2 separate regions of the Homo sapiens genome follow, and region 1 is linked to region 2. A link is a loop called in an ENCODE intact Hi-C map of the cell type or tissue named here. Cell type or tissue: CD4-positive, alpha-beta T cell. All regions are shown on one strand. Each heading gives the region's core, and the rest is flanking DNA. Links, peaks and the distances in the headings are about the cores only.

What was found. A loop is a pair of places that touch in the nucleus more often than their neighbours do. Peaks named below come from ENCODE experiments on the same cell type or tissue, not always from the same donor. Only the 100,000 strongest peaks of a DNase experiment are listed, where the experiment ranks them.
Region 1: it touches region 2 in a loop (3-fold over the local background); 11 of 110 quality-filtered maps call a loop at or near these places.

What each region holds. Positions count from the first base shown.
Region 1 is chr5:73,431,141-73,441,937 of GRCh38, forward strand. No RefSeq gene overlaps it. Among named protein-coding and RNA genes, the nearest start is that of FOXD1, 12 kb to the right of the region's middle. RefSeq lists an enhancer at 4,482-5,385. In CD4-positive, alpha-beta T cell, for the core only: no CTCF peak of the experiment used is centred there; no DNase peak of the experiment used is centred there; H3K27me3 peaks cover 5,073 bases.
Region 2 is chr5:73,383,260-73,394,056 of GRCh38, forward strand. No RefSeq gene overlaps it. Among named protein-coding and RNA genes, the nearest start is that of LINC02230, 51 kb to the left of the region's middle. In CD4-positive, alpha-beta T cell, for the core only: no CTCF peak of the experiment used is centred there; DNase peaks (open chromatin) are centred at 4,012 and 4,782; H3K27ac peaks cover 331 bases.

The DNA of each region.
Region 1 (10,797 bases), core at 1,840-9,839, 48 kb after region 2:
GCCTGGGCAACAAGAGTGAAACTCTGTCTCAAAAATAAAAAATAAAAAAATTCACTTGCAGTAGTTCAAAATTATAAAATAGTTAAGATAATGTATATTGCTTTGTCTTAGAAAAAGATTAATAAATGCTATCTTTTAAACATTTGATACCTTGTTTAATATACTACTTCTAAAATAAGCCATATATATATTCAGAAACCATCTTTAAAGCATGACTAAAAAGTGATGCAATTTTTTTTCACCCTTCATCAAACTTACAGGAATGTTCTCCTCTAAGCAATCACCCTGGGAGCACACCAATATCAATAATACTGCCATTCCTGAGGACATCTTGAGAACTCTCCTTTTGTAACCAGTTTACAAGACACACAAGATGATAAATCTTCAAGGATATGTTAGTTTTTGTTTGTTTGTTTTTACTAAATTTGTTCATCCACTTTATTCAACATATTTGACTCAGTGACATTTGGCCATTTGCAAAATTAAATCTACCTTCAAAGAATAAAGTTTTTCAAATGAATGGGCAATTTTTTTTTTTTTTTTTTTTTTTTGCATTTCAAAAAGTTTTCATGATGGGGCTTATTGATAGAAAATGCAATTGAAAATTATCAGTTTTTAAACATTGTTTATAAAGTACCTGTTGCAAGGACAGAGCTAGATAATTACCCTTATTAATTATTGAAAAAGACAATGAAAGCACTTGCCATCAGTGGAGTTTTATTAATGACACAGAAACTGAAGGATCCTTTACCTTTTTTTAACTATTTTTTAAAATAATTATAGACTCATAGGATGTTGCAAAAATAGAGTTCCATACACCCTTCACCCAGCTTTCTCTAGTGGCGACATGTAATTGCAATACAATATCAAAACTAGGAAACAGGCATTATATAACACTGCTTTTTGTGTGCGTGTGTGTGTATTTTTTGTTTGTCTTTGTTTTTGTTTTTGTTTGAGACAGAGTCTCCCTCTGTTGTTCAGGCTGGAGTGCACTGGCGTGATCTCAGCTCACTGCAACCTCCCCCTCCCAGGTTCAAGCAATTTTCCTGCCTCAGCCTCCTGAGTAGCTGGGATTACAGATGCCCACCACCATGCCCGGCTAATTTTTGTAATTTTAGTAGAGACAGGGGCTTCACCATGTTGACCAGGTTGGTCTTGAACTCCTGGCCTCAAGCGATCCACTGGCCTCAGCCTCCCAAAGTGCTGGAATTACAGGCATGAGCTACCGTGTCTTACAGGCATGAGCTACCATGTCCGGCTCAGAAATTGACATTGTATGTCACTGTTTTCTCCCCCCCGCCCCCAAGACGGAGTCTTGCTCTGTTGCCCAGGATGGAGTGCAGTGGTGTGATCTCGGCTCACTGCAAGCTCCGCCTCCCGGGTTCATGCCGTTCTCCTGCCTCAGCCTCCCGAGTAGCTGGGACTACAGGCGCCCGCCACCACGCCCGGCTAATTTTTGTATTTTTATTTTTAGTAGAGACGGGGTTTCACCGTGTTAGCCAGGATGGTCTCGATCTCCTGACCTTGTGATCCACCCACCTCAGCCTCCCAAAGTGCTAGGATTATAGGCGTGAGCCACCGCGCCCCACCGTATTTTCACTGTTAAGTACACTACAGGCCTTACTCAGTTTTTGCCAAGTTTTACATGCATTCATGTGTGTACTGTTCTATGTAGTTTTATCCCATGTGTAATTCAAGTAAGCACCATAACAAGGTAGAGAACTCTTCCATCAATACAAAGGAACTCATTCCTGGTCCCCTCTTACATTCGGACCCCCACCCTTTCCCTGTCCTGTGTAGGCCACCAATCTGTTCTCATATGTACAGTTTTGTCATTTTGAGAATGTTACATAAATGGAAATATGCGGTATGTAACAATTTGAGGTGGACTGTTTTCCCTATATTGCCCTTGAGATTCTATTTGTTGTGCACATCAGTAGTTTATTTCTTTTTATTCCTAAGTAGTATTCCTTTGTATGAATATCCCAGAGTTTTACCACTGAAGGACATATGGGTTGTCTTTTTTCTTTCTTTCTTCTTATTGTTACAAATAAAGCTACTATGAACATTCATGTACAAGTTTTTCTGCAAACATAAATTTTCATTTCTCTGGGATTAATGCCCTAGGACATAGTGGCTGGGCTGAATGGTAAGTGCGTATTTAATTTTGTAAGTAACTGACAAACTATTTTCCAGAGTGACTGTGCCACTTTACATTCACATCAATAATGTAGGAGAGATCCAGGTTTTTTGCATTCTTGCTAGCATTTGGTATTATTGCTATTTTAGCTATTCTAATAGGTCAGTAGTTCTAATTATTTTTGGAAATTGCTGATTCAATGTATTTGGTCTTATGATAATTCAAAAGAGATGGATTTTTGCCTTCACATTGTCTTCCTGGGTATGAACTTCAAGCCTTATTTTATACTGATTTTTAGCTTTAAAATTATAAAAAGATGTGTTCATCACTTCGTTTACCAATGTCCAGCATAAGTGACCAAAAACTCACTTCAGGCTCTTCCACCTGCCCTTATAATTTCTCCCACGTCATAAACATGCCTTTGTCTAAAAATATTGTCCTTCCTGGAAAAAAAAAAGTCCTATTGGCTGCCTTCTGTTTCTGTTGAGGGAAGGAGGACTAATGTTGGGCTGCACTGGTTGCCTCTGGTTGGTCACTCGCAGCATAAATTCTACTGTGAATTCTGGCTTTGTGGCTGGCTTTTGTGGGTGGATTTCTGGGGATGCTAGGAGTGAACAGCACAATCATAATTCTGCAGGTTTGCTCTGTTCAAAGTTAATAGGTCTGTATGGTGACCCATAGATGAGACAAAGTAGAGACTGCTATGTTAGTTGCAAAATGATCACTTTACTTCAAACAGAATTCAAAGTGCCCTTGAGAGGCTGTTGCATTAAGTACTTGCACGGCTGAGGTGGAACACACAGGATACAATTTACTTTCCCCCTCAAGTTCATGCCACTCTTTGTGAAGAGGCCCAAAGTGCTTACTACTAGTCTTAGGGAATGAAATGGCAAGGAGGAAAAGAATCCAATTACAAAACAGCTTGTGGCTTCTGCTCCACTTACATTTACCCACAACTGCATCTTGAAAATGATGTAACTAGCAGTTACTATGTGTAAATCATTTCATTTTATTTACTTATAATCATAAAATTACCTCTGTTAGTTGATAATGAAATGTTGGGGTTTGAGGAGGGTCATATGTTTTAATTTCAGGTTAAGATAAAGCTTTCCAGCATTTGCTTCCCATTCTTTATCTATCTAAATTGACTTATCATTTATATTATTCTATAAATAGGAGTTTGAACAGATGAATATCACAAACATACTGATGAGTAAAAAAAAAGTCAATCAAGAGACTCCATACATATTGTATAATTTCATTTATATGAAGTTCAAAAACATGTAAAACTAACCTGTGGTGAGAGAAATGAGAACAGTGGTTGGAAGTGGAATGACATTTATTGGATACAGGCACAGAGGAGTTTTCTGGGGTGTTTAAAATACTCTGTACCTCTGGTGGCTACACAGGTGCATATATATGGACAATTCACCAAGATGTACACTAGGAGTTGGATACTTTATTGTATCTATGTTATTCTTTAATTAAAAGTTAAGCTAACAACTGAAATGAAAAAAATAAGAGGTTTGGTGATAACATCACAGGCAGAATCGATTTTGGTTTTTCCTCTCAAAGTTTCCAGGAATTTTTACATCTTACAAATTGTCATTTTCTCCAATGCAAATGAACTGCTTTTCTCACCTCTTTCCTCTTCTCTGCCCCTCCCAGTTTCTAAACTAGTTAGATTTATGGTGCAATGTCATGCATACTGTAACTGTGAAATTAAAATATTGTGAAGCAGAGTGTGGAAGCAATAAAACCCTATTAAGATCAGTTTAGGCCTTTAAAAATTCCATGATTCCTTTCACTCACATGACATCTTTCATTCCTTTTTTTGAAGTTTGGATCCAAGGAATTTTGCATGCTGTGGGTTGACATTTAGTTAATAGCATCTTTTGCTGAGGTTCTATTTTCTAAATTAACAAGATCAAGAACAGTGACCTGATGATATTTCTTTGTACATCTGGCTCTTTTCCAAAAAGAAGGATTAAGGGGATGGGGGGCGGGGTGAAGAGAGAGAGAGACAGAGAGAGAGAGAGAGGAAATCAAACCCCTTTTGGTCACCTTTATTTTAGGGCAAAGTTTGCTTCAAATTTTTGTAAAAATATTAGATAACTTCTCATCAACAAAAGGAACAAACAACGCCCTCCCCACACAAAATCTGTAGTTGCAATATGTCTACTATTTCTCTTTTGCTTCCCTGTTATCCTGTGTCTGCAGTTCTTTCTAATGAGCCATGAAAAAGACAAAGAAAAAATACATCTACATATAAACTATGGGGACAGAATCAACAGCTTGCCTAAGGAATTGAACCAAGTCAGGTTTAACTTCTTAAGACAGATTTGGAGATGGACTTAAGAGGGAAGGAAGAAGACTGAGGAGTATAGTAAGAATCTGTCTGTCTAGTCACACAGTAGGTGCTCCACACACATTTCTTTTAAAAAAAACTGGTAACAAAAAATACACATTATTTACGCAAGCGAGGAACTCCTACAGCATAATGTTTGGCCAAGATAGTGACTTCAGGATGGCACCCGACCCACTTTCCTCTCATTCCCAAATGCTTACTTGGAAATTCCATGTTGCTAAAAGTGAGGACGAGGAGAGGGAGGAGCTGGTAAGTATGTGAGAAATACGGAAGACAGATGGAGAGGAAAATGTGTAGCCTACCGAATGCAAAAGGATGCTTTCCAAGACAGAAGGAGGGAACTAGGCGCCTTTTTTCCACTCCGCTGACCCCAACGTCTGGGCTGTGCGTTGTAACGCAGTTGGCGGGGCCTTCAGCTTGGGATGAGGGCGAAGGGGCTCGGGATGGGTGGGAAAGCAAGGACCGGGCAACAGGTGGGGAGGTGGCGGACTTTTGTCTCGGGGAAGGAAATCGGCTGTGCTGAAAGGGCGGAAAGCAGTAGCGCACAGAACTAGTGTCTGCGGGGTCCCGGGCGCTCTCGCCTTCGCCCTGGGCTCCTCTAATTAGAGAGGGGATGCAGGGTGGCATTAGTTCCCAAACGTTTTAATCGAGCCTCTTTTCAATGGCCAGGGATAAATGTAGCCACTGTTACTCTGTGCTGAATGGGTCGCAAAGGCCCCCGCCCGGCCCCCAGCGAGGCCATTCAGGCGTCTTTTCACAACCCCTAAGCGGTTCAGTCCCCGGGCCTAGCGACACTCCAGAGCGCTCCTAATTAGTCTAATTAGAAAGGTGGATTGATAGATGGAAAGAAGACAGAGTTGGGTTAGGAAGATGCTCAATGCTGCCAATCTCGGCTGGGTTGCCGCTTATTCTCTGCGTAAAGAAAAGGCCGCAAAGAAGGAAGTTGGAGCCGAAGCCCGCGCTGGGGCTGGGCTCTGGCCGGATCGCAGGCTGGGCGGTCTTTGACCCCCCGCGCCTCCCGCCCACAGCCGGAGCCCGGCAGCTGGAAGCACCCGCTACCCCGGGGAGCGTCTCCAGGCCGCGGTCTCCGGCCTTCGCCGAGCGAGGCGGGCGGGAAGGTAGGGCCGCGGTGGAGCGGGCACGGCCTCCCGCCCCAGCCCGGAGCCTCTCCGCCCCGCCGGGCCCCGCGGCCGCCCCTTCCTCACCCGGAAAATCGTGGGGAGGCGCGGCGTAGCGGCCGGACCCCTGGCCTCCGCGTCGGGCTGCGCCACGTGGCAGCTCCCAGCGCCCTCCCGTCCCGGCCTCGCATGCTGTCGGGGGAGCGCCTCGTCCCACTCAGGCCGAAACCCCAGGAAGGAAATCACTCTGGGCTGGGGACGCGGCCTTTCTGCTCGCGGCTGTTGGGTGATGTGCCCGAGGTTTCTCTGCCCTTCTCCGGGCGCAGGCCGTTCATTCGCGCCGCCGCTCCTGAGGGTCGCTGGGCGCAGAACCGCCTCGGCCGCGGCCCGGCCTTAGGCGCGGCCTCGCGCATTCCTGCGCTCGCCACAGCCGGCGGGAGGCGGGGAAGGGAGCAGCCCGGGTGGCTTGGAGAACACTGAACCTTTAATTGGGCTATAAATCAGACAGGGGAGTGCGGTGGAGTTTATGCAGGTGTAAAAACAGAGGGGAAAGCCCGGGCCGAGCAGCCAAAGCGCCCGGGCAGGTCAGAACCTCCAGCAAACTAACATCTTGATAAGTCCGCTGACAACAAAATAAACAGTGGAGAAGGCTGGAGGGCGGGGGGCGCCGTGGCCCGCGGCTGGTTCGCAGCAGCTCGGCGGCCTTCTGCGAGGGGAAGGCGGGCCGCTCTCGGCTTTGTGCTTGGGGCTTTAGGAGGGGGGCGGTTGGAGGAGAGAGAGAAGCCGAATTATCTCCCTTTCCGCGTCTCATTCCCGTGGATGGAGGGCCCCGGGAGCGTTTGACGATGGCAGTTTGGGGCGTGCGCGCTGCCTCGTCGGCCCCTACGACGTCAGGCGCCGGAGCTGCCGGGGCCCCGGGCGAGCGGGCAGCGGCCCCCGCGTCCCTCCCGGACACAGCGCCACCGAGAGGCCGAGCCTCCCGCTCCTGTTGCCATTTCAAGGGCTGACGCCTGGAAAACACCGCCAGGCCCCTGGCCGAAGGAGGTAACTAACCGAGTCGAAACGGCGATCAGAAATTAATTCAGTGCCCTGCTCAGGAGCAAAACCGTCAAAACCCCATCGAGATGTTGGCGCAAGCGGATTCACACACAAAGGAAAACAATAAAAGTCTCGTTAGATCATTTTTCTGGACATTGTTTAAGGTCTGAAAGGGACCAAATCGTTTCAAAATGTTGCCAGTAAAAATTATCCTATGTGGAATGCAACTAATCCTTTTAGGTTCCTGTCAACTGTTTCCACAAAAGGAATCCGATTTTTCAAATCAAAGATCCAAAAGTCTTTGGGGAGAGATTTATTACATGCCAGAGCTTTAGTTACAGAATAGAGTTACAGTAACAACCCGCGCCCACCAACTCCCTAAAATAAGGGATCCTATCCTACATAACTCTAAAGACCTGTGGGATATAGTTTGCTGGAGTCCTGCTATCTATGCAGATAGGGAGGGAGGCCAGGAAGGGGGGAGGAAGGCAAAGAAATAGTAAATTCCTTAAATAGAAAAACAGAGCACAGAATGCCTCAACATTTTATTTTTCTCCTCTGTACTCCCAGTTACTTCTGGAGACAAAAAAAAAAAAAACAAAAAACGCCAAGACCCAAACTTGGTGATTTGGAAGCAGTTCCTTAGCAATGACAACTTAAAGGTGAAATAAATGCAGAAAAACTCTTGGGTGCTTATGCACCACCCCCCGTGGTCCAAAACCTGGATTTGCTGTCTGCCTTTTGAAGATGCGACTACAACTTCAGCAAGTGGGAAAGTGTTTATTTAAAAGTTTAGCAAGGAAAATATACCTGGTTTAATTTTAATTTTTTTATTTGTAATAAAATGTTTAAGCCTGCAAAAAGAAAAAAAGTGCCCTAGGGTTTTTGTTGTTTTTGTTTTACTGGGTCTCTGTATTTAACTCTCCACAAACCCATGTGAGCCTAAACTCATTCGGAATAGGTGACTGTCTCTGTTCACAATGATATCTGAGGGCCTGAGCACAAACCATCACCCTCCTCCTTTTCAGCTCTTCACAGAAAACTGGCAGCTAGGGATAGGATTCAATCTATTAGTAAAAAGCTGTAAACACTTGGGAAGAAATTCAAATTCACAGTGCCTGGAAACTTCTGGCACTGAGTTGCCTCCATACCACATAGGCAAAGGTGCTCAGGCGTTTTAGTCATTTTGTGAGTAAATTGGCAACACGAGAAAGATATTGTCAAGAAGCTATTATTAGTTTCATTTAGACACTAGGGAGATTTTTGGTAATGAAAAGAAATCGTTTTAATGGAGAGATTTTAAAAATATATCTTGCTAACTTTCCCTCCATCCCATTGTTTCCTGCTAAAATGGCTTGCTCTTGTTGTTCCATAGCGAGTGCTTATTGGTGGCAGGAATTCTTTAATTTGTTTCTTATATTTAAAGCAGGAGTAAAGGGATTTGCAATATAGCAGGTGCTCAATAAATAGTGCAGACTAATCCCACTTTTCAAAGCTTAGAGGTTAAATAGATGATCAGTAGATAAGTAGAGGAAAGAAATAGAGCAAGAGACTAGAAGAGCAGATTTAAAACACCAGTGGTTTGTTTATTTTAGAAAGGGAAAGTTATCTGTCCAAATACACATCTGGCTAAGTAAGAGAAAACACATGCCATCTCTTTTATCCTCATTATATCTAGAAGAACTAATTTATTTCATAGATAGGAATGGAAATTTTGAAGATAAATTTTTATATATGGCCAAAAATTTCTCTTAACTAATTTAGGGATTTAAGTATATGCCAAAATTTAGAAGTTTTTCCTTTTCTTTTTTTCCTTGAAAAATAAGGATGTGGAAAGAAGCCACAAAGGGATAATTCTTACACATTATACAGGTTTTAAGTTTTCCAAAGCATTTTCACATAAATTGTATTACTTGATTCTCACAACCTCTCCTACCCCACAAGAAAAATGCAAATAATTATGAAAACTGATCTAATGTTTAATTTCAAACTATTCTTTCTTCTCTTGCAGTCTTTGGAGATTTTTTTTCTTTTGGCTTGTGATTTTTTTTTCTTCATAGTCCATCATCTAACAGAACAAAATTTTGCACAGTTTCATACATATATGAAACTCTCTGCATAAGAATAAGCAAAAATAGGCCAGGCGCGGTGGCTCACGCCTGTAATCCCAGCACTTTGGGAGGCCGAGACGGGCGGATCACGAGGTCAGGAGATCGAGACCATCCTGGCTAACACGGTGAAACCCCGTCTCTACTAAAAATACAAAAATTAGCCGGGCATGGTGGCGCGCGCCTGTAGTCCCAGCTACACGGGAGGCTGAGGCAGGAGAATGGCGTGAACCCGGGAGGCGGAGCTTGCAGTGAGTCGAGATCGCGCCACTGCACTCCAGCATGGGCGACAGAGCGAAACTCCGTCTCAAAAAAAAAAAAAAAAAAAAAAAGAATAAGCAAAAATAGAGAACCAGTTATTTTTCCTTCATAATAACCCTTTCTTATAGACCTTTCCAAAAATGTGTTGCTTCCTTTTGCTGCTGAAAAGATCTGTCTTCCAGCTATTTTAACAGGAATTCCTAGACAAGTAAGCAAAGACACTTCTGCCTTCTGCCATAATTAATCTCTGCCCTCCCCTCTTTGCCAGTCTATTATTGATGAGTAATTGCAATAAGAATCCTTGGTCTGTGCCTGACTCCCTCTGGGACAGGGAGATCCAGGCAAGGCCGCAGGGCCTCAGATTCAGCCTGTACCCACCCACCTCCACCCCACACCTGTTCCTCTCCTGGTGCTCAGTGGACTGGTGGGGCCTAGGTTTTTGTTGTTTTTTTAAACTCTAGAATTAAAAAGAAAAAAGTTTCTGGTTTTTAAAACAACATATTTTCTCCAGGAAATCAATGTTCTCTTGCATTAAGCACTGTCCCTTGGAAAGATTGCCATACACACTCTCCTTTGCTCTCTGCAGCTTACAGGCACAATCCCTGCACTGACTCTGGTATGGATGTCTTCAAACTGAACAAAACAGTGGCCCCAGCCCATGCTTGAGGAGGCTAGGCTACAACAAGGCTTCTGGGTGGCAATGGGCAATGGTAAGCTTGCAGGTAGTCTAGAATTCCCCCACAAGCATTTTAGGAGACCTCTGGCAAGGCAGGTGGATTAATTGTATAGGGGCGGAGGACTGGCCCAAGCCACATCATATACAGCTGTTCAAAGAAAACAAAATATCTTCAACAGTATGCTGGGAGAAGGGGCATATCCTCAGAAAAATTTTTCATTTTCTCATTAAGTGTTAAACCAGTTGATCTGACTCCTTATGTATTCTTACCTTTTCCACACAGAGAGGAGGTGTCCCTAAGGATGGTTGTAAGACCCGCTTAGCAGTTTAGCAAAAAGTTCTAAACTAGAGGATCTTGACCATTAAAAACCAGCAAAAGAAGCTGAGGACATGGGTAAATGGTACAAAATAAGCTGCGTGTGTGTGTGTATGTGAGTGTGTGTGTGTGATAAATACTGTTGATGCCAAAAAATGGGGGGGCGGGAGGGATGCCAGGAAAGTATCATGTGTATCATGTAGAGCTACGTGGAGGAAGCTAATGCCTCTTAAAATAATTAGCTATCAATTCCAAATGAATCTGAGATGAGTTGCTAGAGTATCTCTCAGAAGACCTGGGTGGAAGTGGTAGGGAGGAGGGTGTGGCAACAATGCCAAAAAAAAAAAAAAAAGAAATGTGTAAGAAATACATGACTCTTCTGCACAGTGACCTCTAAGGAAACTTCCCTACCACAGTTGTCATTTAATAAATCACAATGATGGCAACAAAGTAGCAGTGTGATGTAACAAAAATAAGATGGGTTTTAAATGCTGAAGTCCCAGTAGCTGTGACCTTGGGCAAGTCATTTAATCTCTTTTGAGCCTTGATATCTCTATTTGTAAAATAAGGTCAATAATAATTCTTGTCCTCACTATTTCACAGTGCAGTTGAGAGAATTATTAGTGAGAGTCCTTTTACAAAGTCAATCTGTGGTGATGATAGTGACTGAATAGACAGGAAAGGGGTTCTGGGACACTGATAACATCTGCTTCTTGCTCTGATGCTAGTTATGTAATACATATGTGGCCACTGCGAGAAATTGTTAGGATTT
Region 2 (10,797 bases), core at 1,255-9,254:
AGAGCAATGCTCTTGAAAAAGCCCTCTCCCTGCAGCTTGGTTTGCTGTTGAGAACCAAGAAGGTTAAGTAAGAACTAGAAGACACTGGTGTGACTGTTGAGTCTGAATCATGTGTCACTCCTGCATGCCCCCCACACTTACTCCAAGGACTGCTGCCTTTCAGACGCGGAGGGCTTGGGTATTGACCCCTGTTCTTCTGGGGATCTAAGCAAGGAGAGCACTGAGTCACCTATTATAACCCCTCACATTTGCTCATCAATTTCCCTTGCCTGGACTCCACAGAGGCCCTCCCACTGTCCTGTGGGCACTTCCAACTCTTGCAGACCTGGCTGCCCTCTCTGAGCCCACATCTTCCTCTGAAATCTCGATGTTCTTAGAAGGTGAAGTTGGCTTCTCTGAAATCTCAGTGTTCTTACAGGGTGAAGTTGGCTTATGATGCCAAGCAGTCATTACCTTTAAGGTGTTAAGCTATCTCAAGGAGTGCAGGGCAACTAAATTATAATGTAATTATCTTTTTAGATAAATAGTCCATCTCCTCTAAAATGTAAAACCTCTGGGGACAGTGGCCAATATTAATTGTCTGTGTTGCCTCACACCACAATACCAGATCAAGAAATGTTATCTATGTTGATTCCACAGCTAATTTGAGTAAACACAGTCCCCGCTAAAATGCTGAAAACTAGAGTGACGTTAGGGGGAGGTACCAGCTCTTCCCTTGCCATTAATTCCTGCTTCATTTTAAATGTCAATAGATTTTTCTTCTGAAACCAAACTGAGGGAGAGAGAGAGAAAAAGACAAGAGAGGAGGGCCAATGCCAAGGATAAGTTTTACCTACTGAGTCAGTATTGTACTTGGAGCTCACATTCATCACACTCTGGCTGCATTTTATTAGCTAGATTATATAATACCATATGCCTCAGTTTCTCATCTGTAAAGTGAAGATAGGCATTCCTTCCTGTTCTAATATTACAACTTACCTTATTAGTAGGCAGTAAGGTGGGGGAAAGTGCTCTCTTCACTAAAATATGAGAAAGTGAAGAAAAATCATCAGATATTTTAAGGAAACTCTTTAACAAAAGATGAAGACCAAAATGGAAAAATAAGTAACCAAGAGGAAGTAGAGAAAATTTTTAAAAACACACATAAAACAAACAAATCCTGTAAGTAAAATCTTTGAGGAGATGAGAAAAACTATTGATTGTATCCGTGAAATAAGAAAAGGATGCTCTAAAAAAGAAACATTAAGAGAATAAGGAATAAATTTTGGAAATTAAAAATGTGGTAGAAATAAATTCAGTAAAAGTTGAAGTCCAGATGAAGTTACAGAAATATTTCAAAAAAAGAATAAAAGGACCAAAAGATGGAAAAAAATAGAAACAAAAAGATAAGGAAACTAGATCAATACAGGAGGCCTAACATTCAAGTTGAATTTCTGAAAGAAAGTACAGAGATAATAGAGAGGTAAAATTATTTAATAATATGGTACAAGAACATTTCCCAGAATTAATTGGGATGACTTCCCAGACTGGAAGGACCAATTGGGTGCCCAATACAAAGAAGGAAAAATTTTTAGACCAAAGCACATAATCATAAAATTTCAGAAACTCATGAATAAATAGAAACTTCAAAACACTTCTAGAAAGAAAAACAGGTCCTTTACCAAAATCAGGAATCAAAAAGGCATTGGACTTCTCAAAAATAACACCGAAAGTGAAAAGGAAAGAGAGCAATGTTTACAATTCTAAGGAAAAATCATTTCCAGTCCAGAATTCTATATCCAGCTAAACTACCCACCAAGTGTACAGATAGAATAAAGGCATTTTCAGAAAGCAAACTTTTCACAGTTGTATCTCTCATGGACCCTGTAATAGAGGCTGGTGGCTCACCCAACAGCCATTCTTGTCATTCTTACATATTAATTTTTTTCAGGCATCACACAGCAACATGCTTCCAGAAAGCCAAGCCTCTCCCCAGCCTGAAGGAATAGCTTTGATTAATCTAAGCTAAAAACTGATCATTCCTTATCCCCTGCAAATGATTGGCTTAGAAATGAACATGCAATACAATTAAGATCAATTAAACCTGAGGAATAGTCTTCTAGAGGTATGGAAATATTTTTTTCACGTTAAAATGCATAAAAGGAAGGGCCTTACTTTTTCAGCCTTTGGATGTAATTGTGTGAGGACATGATGCTCCAAGTTGCTGTATTTATCTTATGACTCCAAGGGAAGAATCCAAATGCCAAGGATGACAGAGAAGAAAGATGGAAAGAATCTGGGTATTTGATGATGTCACTGAACCACAGCATTAATTATACCTGAAACTGGGCAACATTCAGGCTTCTTGTTATGTGAGTGCCAGAATGCAAACTCTCTGCACTTATGGTAATCTTTCAAGCTAAATTGTATAATAAGAACAATAATAATTAATGAAAATACCTACCATTGATTGAATACTTAGATACTGTTCTATGATCTTTTGATTAATGGCTATAATAAGCCTGTGAAATAAGTATATTAATCCAGTTTGCAAACGAGGAAATATAGGCTCAAACAAGTAGGCAAATGAGCCAGATTTATATCCAGTCCTGACTCCAGTGACCTAGTATTTAACTTTGATTCCACACTCAGGGCTTGTCAGATAATACTCAGACATATGATAGGCACCTGTGTCCATGGATTTGGGAAAATGTTTGGAAACAAAATATGCTGAGCTCAAACATGCACTTAATAACTACTTTTAATTCACTTCATCATTTGTCAGCATAGTTCAATTCTGTGATAACCAACTTTCAGGACTGGCCCCAATGATTCTCTTTTCCTATTATTTACACTTTTTGTTGTCCACTCCCATACTAAATAGGACTGAACTGTGTAACCAGTAGTATAGTATGGAAATGACAATGTGTAACTTTGAAGGCTAGATCATAAAACATATTGTGTCTTCTGCCTTGATTTCTCTTGGATCACTCACTTTGGGAAAAGAGAGTTGTCATGTCATACATACTGAAGAAGCCATATAGAGAGGCCCATGTGTCAAGAAACTGAAACCTCCTGCCAATATCCATGTGAGTGAGCCATCGTGGAAGTGGATCCTCCAGCCTCAGTCAAACCTTCAGATGACCACAACCCCGGCTAACACTTGAGCCATAACCAACCAGCTAAGTCACTACTGAATTCCTGACTCACAGAAACTGTGAGATAATAAACGTTTATTGTTGTAAGCTGCTCAGTTTGGGGATAAATTGTTACTCAGCAGCATATAACTTAATATTCTGGGTAATTAAATAAGCCTTCCCTTAATTTTAAAGGTAAGAAGTCACCTTAGATTTATCACTTGATGTTTTTCAAAGGAAAATATGTGGTCCTCACCACAATCCTGTGGAATTAATAGGGAAAGTGTCTTTTCAGAAAACAGATCGCAAAAGAAAAAAAGAAAAGAAAACAGATAGATCATCAGACAGACTTACTCAAGCTACCGGAGGGCCAAAATTAACAGAAAAAGCATTCAGGATCTTTTTCATATGCCTTGCCAGTATCTCTGTTAAGAAGTTGGCTTAGGCAGAAAGACCCTGAGAATCAATACAAAATAAAATAAAAATGAGAAAAATCCTTAAAGCGTCCCTAACATAAAAATATTTCCAGGCTGGGCAGAGTGGCTCATACCTGTAATCCCAGCACTTTGGGAGGCTGAGGCAGGCACATCACCTGAGGTCAGGAGTTCAAGACCAGACTGGCCAACATGGTGAAACCCCGTCTCTACTAAAAATACAAAAATTAGCAAGACTTGGTGATGCGCACCTTTAATCCCAGCTACTTAGGAGGCTGAGGCATGAGAATTACTTGAACCCAGGAGGTAGAGGCTGCAGTGAGCTGAGATAGTGCCACTGCACTCCAGCCTGGGTGACAGAGCGAGACTCCATCTGAAAAAAAAAAAAAAAAAAAAAAAAAAGTCTGTTTCCTCAGAGGCAGTCAGCATCCTATCACACTTCTGCTGCTGTCAGGCCTCTGCCCCCTTCTGGTTCTCACAGTGCACATGACTTTATGGTCTTGCATCTGATTCAAAGTTGTAGACAGTCATCAATTTTGAGAACATTCATGTATTGTGAACAGTGAAACTGTTAATGGTTATGGTGTTTATAGCTTGGGTTCAAACAGGAAACTAATAAAGATAAAATCACTGTTTGATAAGGTGCTCAAACCCCAGTCAATGGAAAGCCTGTTGCACAACAAGACTCTGACTCCATCATTGGACCCTAGATCCATTCTCAGAAAACACAGTTAGGAGGGAGTTAAAGTGAACAGAGCTGATGTGTTTCTCATAGAACTAATAATATCAAGATGATAAGTGCTACTTTTGGACAATAATGATTGAGTGAGTGAGCGAGTGGCTGAGTCTGCTTTTTGTGAGGCATTAGCTCTATAGAGTTTGTTTTGGTTTCCTGTTTACTTTGAAAGAGCAAGCAAAATCTTTGGGGCCAAAACTGATCTGACAGAAACCTCAGTTGATGACCTTGGCTTGAGTTAGGGCAAACTCTTGCAAACGAAGCCTTTTCTTTCCTCGAGAGGCAGTAAAGTTGTACTATATATGGCCTTTCACGAGCAGTCATCTGCATCAAGGAACTTGGCAGAAAGGCAGCCTGAGTTTGTTTCTTAAAAGTAATACACATTAAAGTCTGGAATGGGCTGCAGAGCACATACCCATCTGCAGCCGATGTTGCTACAGGTGTAGGATGTTGTGGTTTCTAACAACTTACATGTGTTCTCTAAACAATACCTCGAGTGTCTTTTTGTTTCTGGCCTGTGTGGTTTCCTGCATTTCCGGCAGCTGATCCTATGTAGAAAGGCAGCTGCCTGCAAAGTATTACTGAAAATTATGTATGAAGACACACATGCAGAAAATGGTGTTGGCTCTGAAAGAAGCTCACCCTGAGCTTGGAGCAGGATGGAGCCTGGAGTACTTGTTTGAGAAGCTGAAATAAGCACAGTGTTACTGACATCCAGGCCCCAGCAGCTTCCCAGCACCCCCAGGAATTCCTCTAGCTCCCAAGCCCTTGAACTCTGCAGCAGGCTGAGTTCTATTCCTCAGAATAGAAATTTGGATTAGAAATAAGAGAGTAGTCCGAGGGCTAAGAGAAGGGAAGGCACTCATTAGGTGAGAGCTCTTGCCAGATTCCACAGTGCAAGCAGGGGATGTTGAGTTTTTTGTGTGAATCATCCAAGTAATAAATCAAGCGTTGGCTCTGGAGCCTTAATCTTGGGAGCCAGTGATATCACTGGGACACAGCAAAGTGACAGATGCCCAGAGTGTGGAACTGAAGATTAGTATCTTAGAGGGCCAGGTGACGCTTTAAAAAGCAAGCGCATAGATAATCCTGAGCCCTGTCTATATACAGTCAATTCACTAAGACATTCATCAACACCTGCCAAGCTAAGGGACCTCTCTTACTCCCTCTCCATTTGCCCTACATAAAAGCAATGAAGTGTGTGTATATGAGTAGGCAGTTGCAAGCCCCTTCATGTAAACTATTATAACAACTTTAAATTTTTTTCTTTCAAAAACAGTTTTAGGAATGGGAGGCAGATTAAACTGTTTCCCTGCAGGGATGTGTTCATCCAGTTGGCTGCTGAGAAAAGTGACCTGGCAGAATCCTCGTTCCTGACGCCACAGGCTAGGCACTCCTTAGTGGACTAATGAAGTGTGTGCTTCCCCATTCTGTCCCAGTGTTGTGAAGGAGACAAGGGAAATGAGAGGTCAAAAAGGGCAGCTGGCAGGGCAATCCCATGGCTGTGCCACCAGGCAGGGGAGGGAGTGAGTTCTCCAAGTTTCAGGTCCTCCTCTTCTATCCTGGGTTAGGGTCTCTCCTGCCTTTTGTAGCTTCTTAGTTAATTACCCAGCAATCGGCTGCAGGTGAATAGGTGAAGTGATGAAGTGAGAGGCTGAAATCCTGCCTAAGACTCTTAGAGTGTGAGCATAGGCCCAAGCACTTAGGACTTCTTAGGCCTTCTGGCCATCATATGGCAGTCATGTGAAATAAGGACTCAACCTCTCAGATATTGGAGAGGACTGATAAAGGCATTATTTTCTTTTTAATTTAGCAACTTACAGTAGGCCTTAGACTCTATGTATGTCAGGAATGTCTGGGAAGGTTTCTCTGTAGAACATTAGTTCTATTTCTTTTCTTTAAAAAATACATTAAATGTCTGGGCATGGTGGCTCACGCCTGTAATCCCAGCACTTTGGGAGGCCAAGGTGGGCAGATCACGAGGTCAGGAGATCAAGACCATCCTGGCTAACACGGTGAAACCCCGTCTCTACTAAAAATACAAAAAATTAGCCGGGCATGGTGGCACGTGCCTGTAGTCCCAGCTACTCTGGAGGCTGAGGCAGGAGAATCACTTGAACCCAGGAGGCAGAGGTTGCAGTGAACCGAGATGGTCGAGATGGTGCCACTGCACTCCAGCCTGGGTGTGAGAGTGAGACTCCGTCTCAAAAAAAAAAAAAAAAAAAAAAAACCATTAAATTGCTTAGTGGACTTCCAATAAAACATGGCTAGTTATATACACATATTTGCCTCTACTCCCTCCAGAAAGTCCACTAAAATGACAACTAAGGGATTAAATGAAAGTTAAACAAAGAGAAGAAGAGAAACAGTAACAACATTTAAAAGCCAAAAACCATTGGAGGAATGGTAATGACTTAGCCGACCCAAGAAAATAAGAAAAGCTGGGAGGCAACCTGATTTAAACCACGGAATCCCCAAAAGGTACAGGAATGGGCAACACCAGTTACCTCTAGAAGGGGACTAAGGATGGGGCTAAAAATAAGAGGACGGGTTGAGGTTGTTAAAGAGTCAGACCCAATATCTCCTCTACCACTCTGGCAGAAGACTGGAAACTCATTCCCTGACAAAGATAAGGCAAAGGATCTGTTGAACTGGGGAACAGCAAGAATAGTGAAGATGAAAAACTATCCTGAAAACAGGAGCAATGAGTGAAAGCCGACACACTGAATGTTGAAATTACCCCCTCACTGTATTTTGCCCCCCTAGTGAAAAGAGACTTCTTTGGGAAATCTGGACAGTTTAAGAGAAAAGCTATGAGACTGATATCAGGCATTTACCTATGAAATGGCTCAGCCAGATCACCCCGCTCTAAAGGGAGTATCTTGAGCCCTCCCTTTGCATACAGAGCCTTCCATCAGATCTGTAGAGCCCTATTCCTACATATGAACAGATAGCCAAGGATTACCTGACATTTGAGGAAGACTTCTTAGAGGAAAGCAAGAGGCCAGATTATCACACACCGGGGCCTGTCGTGGGGTGGGGGGAGGGGGGAGGGATAGCATTAGGAGATATACCTAATGTAAATGACGAGTTAATGGGTGCAGCACACCAACATGGCACATGTATACATGTGTAACAAACCTGCACGTTGTGCACATGTACCCTACAACTTAAAGTGTAAAAAAAAAAAACTTGGAAGGAAATAATGCAGGAAGATGATGATATTACTATCACATGGCTCAGCTATTGATAGCTTTTAAATGGTCATAAAATGCGAACATCTATATCAATCTAAAAGTCTCTAAAACTATTTGGGAGTACAGAGTTGGAGGGTGAGGAGTCATGTGACTATGGGTGATGATGGAAGGGGGTGAGAAAGAGTGCTATATCCTTATCTTCCATAGTTTAATATTTAAAAGTGAAAAATCAGGATGTAGCAATAAAAGCATGTGATTTAGAGATATGGATGTAAATACCAAGATAATCATTTGAAAAAGTCTAGTGGGTTTGCCTTTAAGAGCGGGAAGTGGAAGAGGCTGGGAGAGGAGACTTCTGTTTCTCATACAAGCCTTAAACAACTCTTTGTCTCCTTACATGCATGCACATATCACTTGGATAAAAGTAAACACTACATAAAACATTACATCATCACAGGGCTTCTGCTTGGCACATTCTTGAATTGCCAAGAATCAAAATATCAATTCTGTGATATTGTACACAGCTGAATAGATATTGCTTTCTGAAAATCTTGGTGGTCTCACACATCCATTTATTTTAGTTCTAATGTGAAACTCGTATGATTTTCATGATTTCTTGATCCACTATGATGTTTCTCAAACCCTCTGCAAGGCAAGGGTAATTAGTTAGAGTACAGCCAGAAGTTACAACACCCAATCTCTTTTCAGGGCAATGAGGAGGTGACCCAAACACAACCCTCTTCAGTAAAACAATGATATAGGAATGATGGCAGCTTACAGTTTCACAATCTGGAAGTTTAGGAACTCTTACTTTCCTTGTTATGAAAGTTTTCACATTGAGTAATCTCACCCTCGTTATGAAAATTTTCACATTTAGTAATCTCACCTTCAAAGCTATACTCACAATTTGGGCTATTTATGACCTTTTCCATGATTTTCAACTGATTTCAGCATCTAAGATAGCTCACTCGAAAGCAGTTCCTATGAAGTTTTTCAGTGTGAGTTACACAGACAATACATCTAAGACATAAAACAGTCCAGATGACTATGTGGTTAAGGCTCCAAGGATCCACGTTCCAGACTTGTTTCTGGTTCTTCTGTGAGAAGCAGCCACAGAAAAACTTCCCCAAGGAAATGAGCCACTCCAGGAGGTGGTGGAAGCAGAAAAACCAAGGGAGTATCCAAATTTAAGAAGGACTTAGGATATATTGAGGGAGGATTTTTTTTTTCTTTTAAAGAGAAAAGTTTGGAGAAAAAACACAAAGTGAGAGCCAGAAAAAAAAGTTTACCTTTTGTTCAGAGATTTGAAGGTAAACTTCAGAGGTGCACTTCATTCCATTTTCCAGACAAATATGGATACTACCCTTCTACACAGAATCTTACTGACACCAATTTTGTGCAAGAAATTGTGCTGATTGCTATAGGAGATTTAAAAATGCATTTAAGGGGGGCTCATCTTAAGAATTTTACCAGGTCTGAAACTCTTAAATACTTATCTCTGAAAGCGGATTTTCTCTCAGTGTATATTTTATGTAATTCTCTCTGTGTATTTTGCATAGGCATATTCATCTCTGTTGTCTTCCTTGGGTTGTAAATTCAGTCTGATACTGGGAGCACTTACAAATATTATTAGATTTGAATGACTTTTGTTGCTTTAGAAGATGATGAAATTGATTATAATTATGAAGAACAATATTTTCTACATGCACTAAATAAAAAGATGAAGTCATTATTCTTCAACTCTACCCATGTGATAGTCTAAATCTGTTTCAACTGGTACAGAGTTTTGCAGGATCATTTCTATAAGCTGGTCTCTCATTTCTCCCATTGTCTTTCTCGAGGATACCATGTGATGTTCCATGGTTGGAATCATTTTAGATGATCACTTTGTTTTAAATTGGAAGGCTACTGGACAACCCCTCTCTGTGTTAAAATGAATTTCACAAAGTTATTTTTTAATCAGGTGGTTAGATAAAGAAAATCACTATGAAACATAAGCCAGAGATGTGTACATAAACCTAAAACCTGCTACTCTGCAGTTCATCGTCCAAACTCATCCTGTGTGAGGACATGACATAGCACTGTGCTATCTCAGAGTCTAATTTGCAAAGGCAAAACCTATGGCCCCGTGGGCCCAGATTCTTCTGAATGTTTATCTTCCCAAGACTTCTTGAACTTTGTTCCCCAATCAGCAGGCAGCGCAGAGTGAAAGCACCTGGGCCCATTTGTCTACAAATGCCAAGTGAAATCAAAAGTGGGAACTCAGGCTGGGATTTTTCCAGCAAAGCTGTATTAGTGCAGGGGAAAAGAGGGTTTCCTTTGTATGTTTGTGGAAGAATGCCAGTCTGTCAGTCTCTGCTCAGTGCTGTGCTCATCAATGGCTCTGTCAGTGCAGACTAGATCAGCCCCTGTGTCCAAGTTATAAATGAAATATCACTACACCTGTCGGGTTTGGAGCTCGGCCTGAGGCCTCAGCTTCCAGGCCATGGTCCATGTTGCTGTTTTAAATTACAAGAGACCAGGAGAATTATTTGCTGTGTCCTTTCTATGCAGATATGAAAAATATCTATGGATATTTTTCTTCTTGAATCTAGACAAGTATTCGGATTCGTCAGACAACATTTTTTAAGTAACTTACATTTTTAATTCACAGAATGAAGATGTGCACTACAAATGATTGAAACTAGAAAAATCTAAGAAAATAGCATTTGTGCTTGCAAGTAATTCCTCATTAATTTCTAATTTACATTTTTAAATTGTTTCTTCAAATCTCAAGTGTCTAATTTCACCTCGTTCATTTGTCTGAGTGATACGCTAATGTTTCTAACTGCCAATGCTGTCTGGGAAGGACTAAAAGCGTTGTTTTGGCAGTTTCTCTCCAGGTGGCTGTGAAAGTGAGCTAGGTTTTGTACTCTCCCCAGAGCTAATGCATTAGGGGGACTCACTTGTGTTTAGCAAGGAAGCCCTGTGTGGGATATTCCGCTGATGTGTAGTATAATCTGATGTTAAAGTTTAACAGCTACCAGGGAAAAAAAAGGTTTATTGAGTGTTAACAGCAGTGCTGCAGGGTTGTACTCTCAGAAAGGAATTTTTAAAAACACACAGTAGGAAGCTCACAGGAAGTTCTTCAACTGGATCCAGCAGTAGACAACAGTGACTTGGACAGGAAACAGGCTGGAAGCTTGTGGGAGGCATCTGAAACCAGGCTCCTGACCATGCCTACAGCAACACAAACTCCATAAAGTGGTCAATTTTGCTTAGGAAAAGCTCCTGAACAGTGGCAGTTAATATTTAAACTAACTTGTATATTTGAT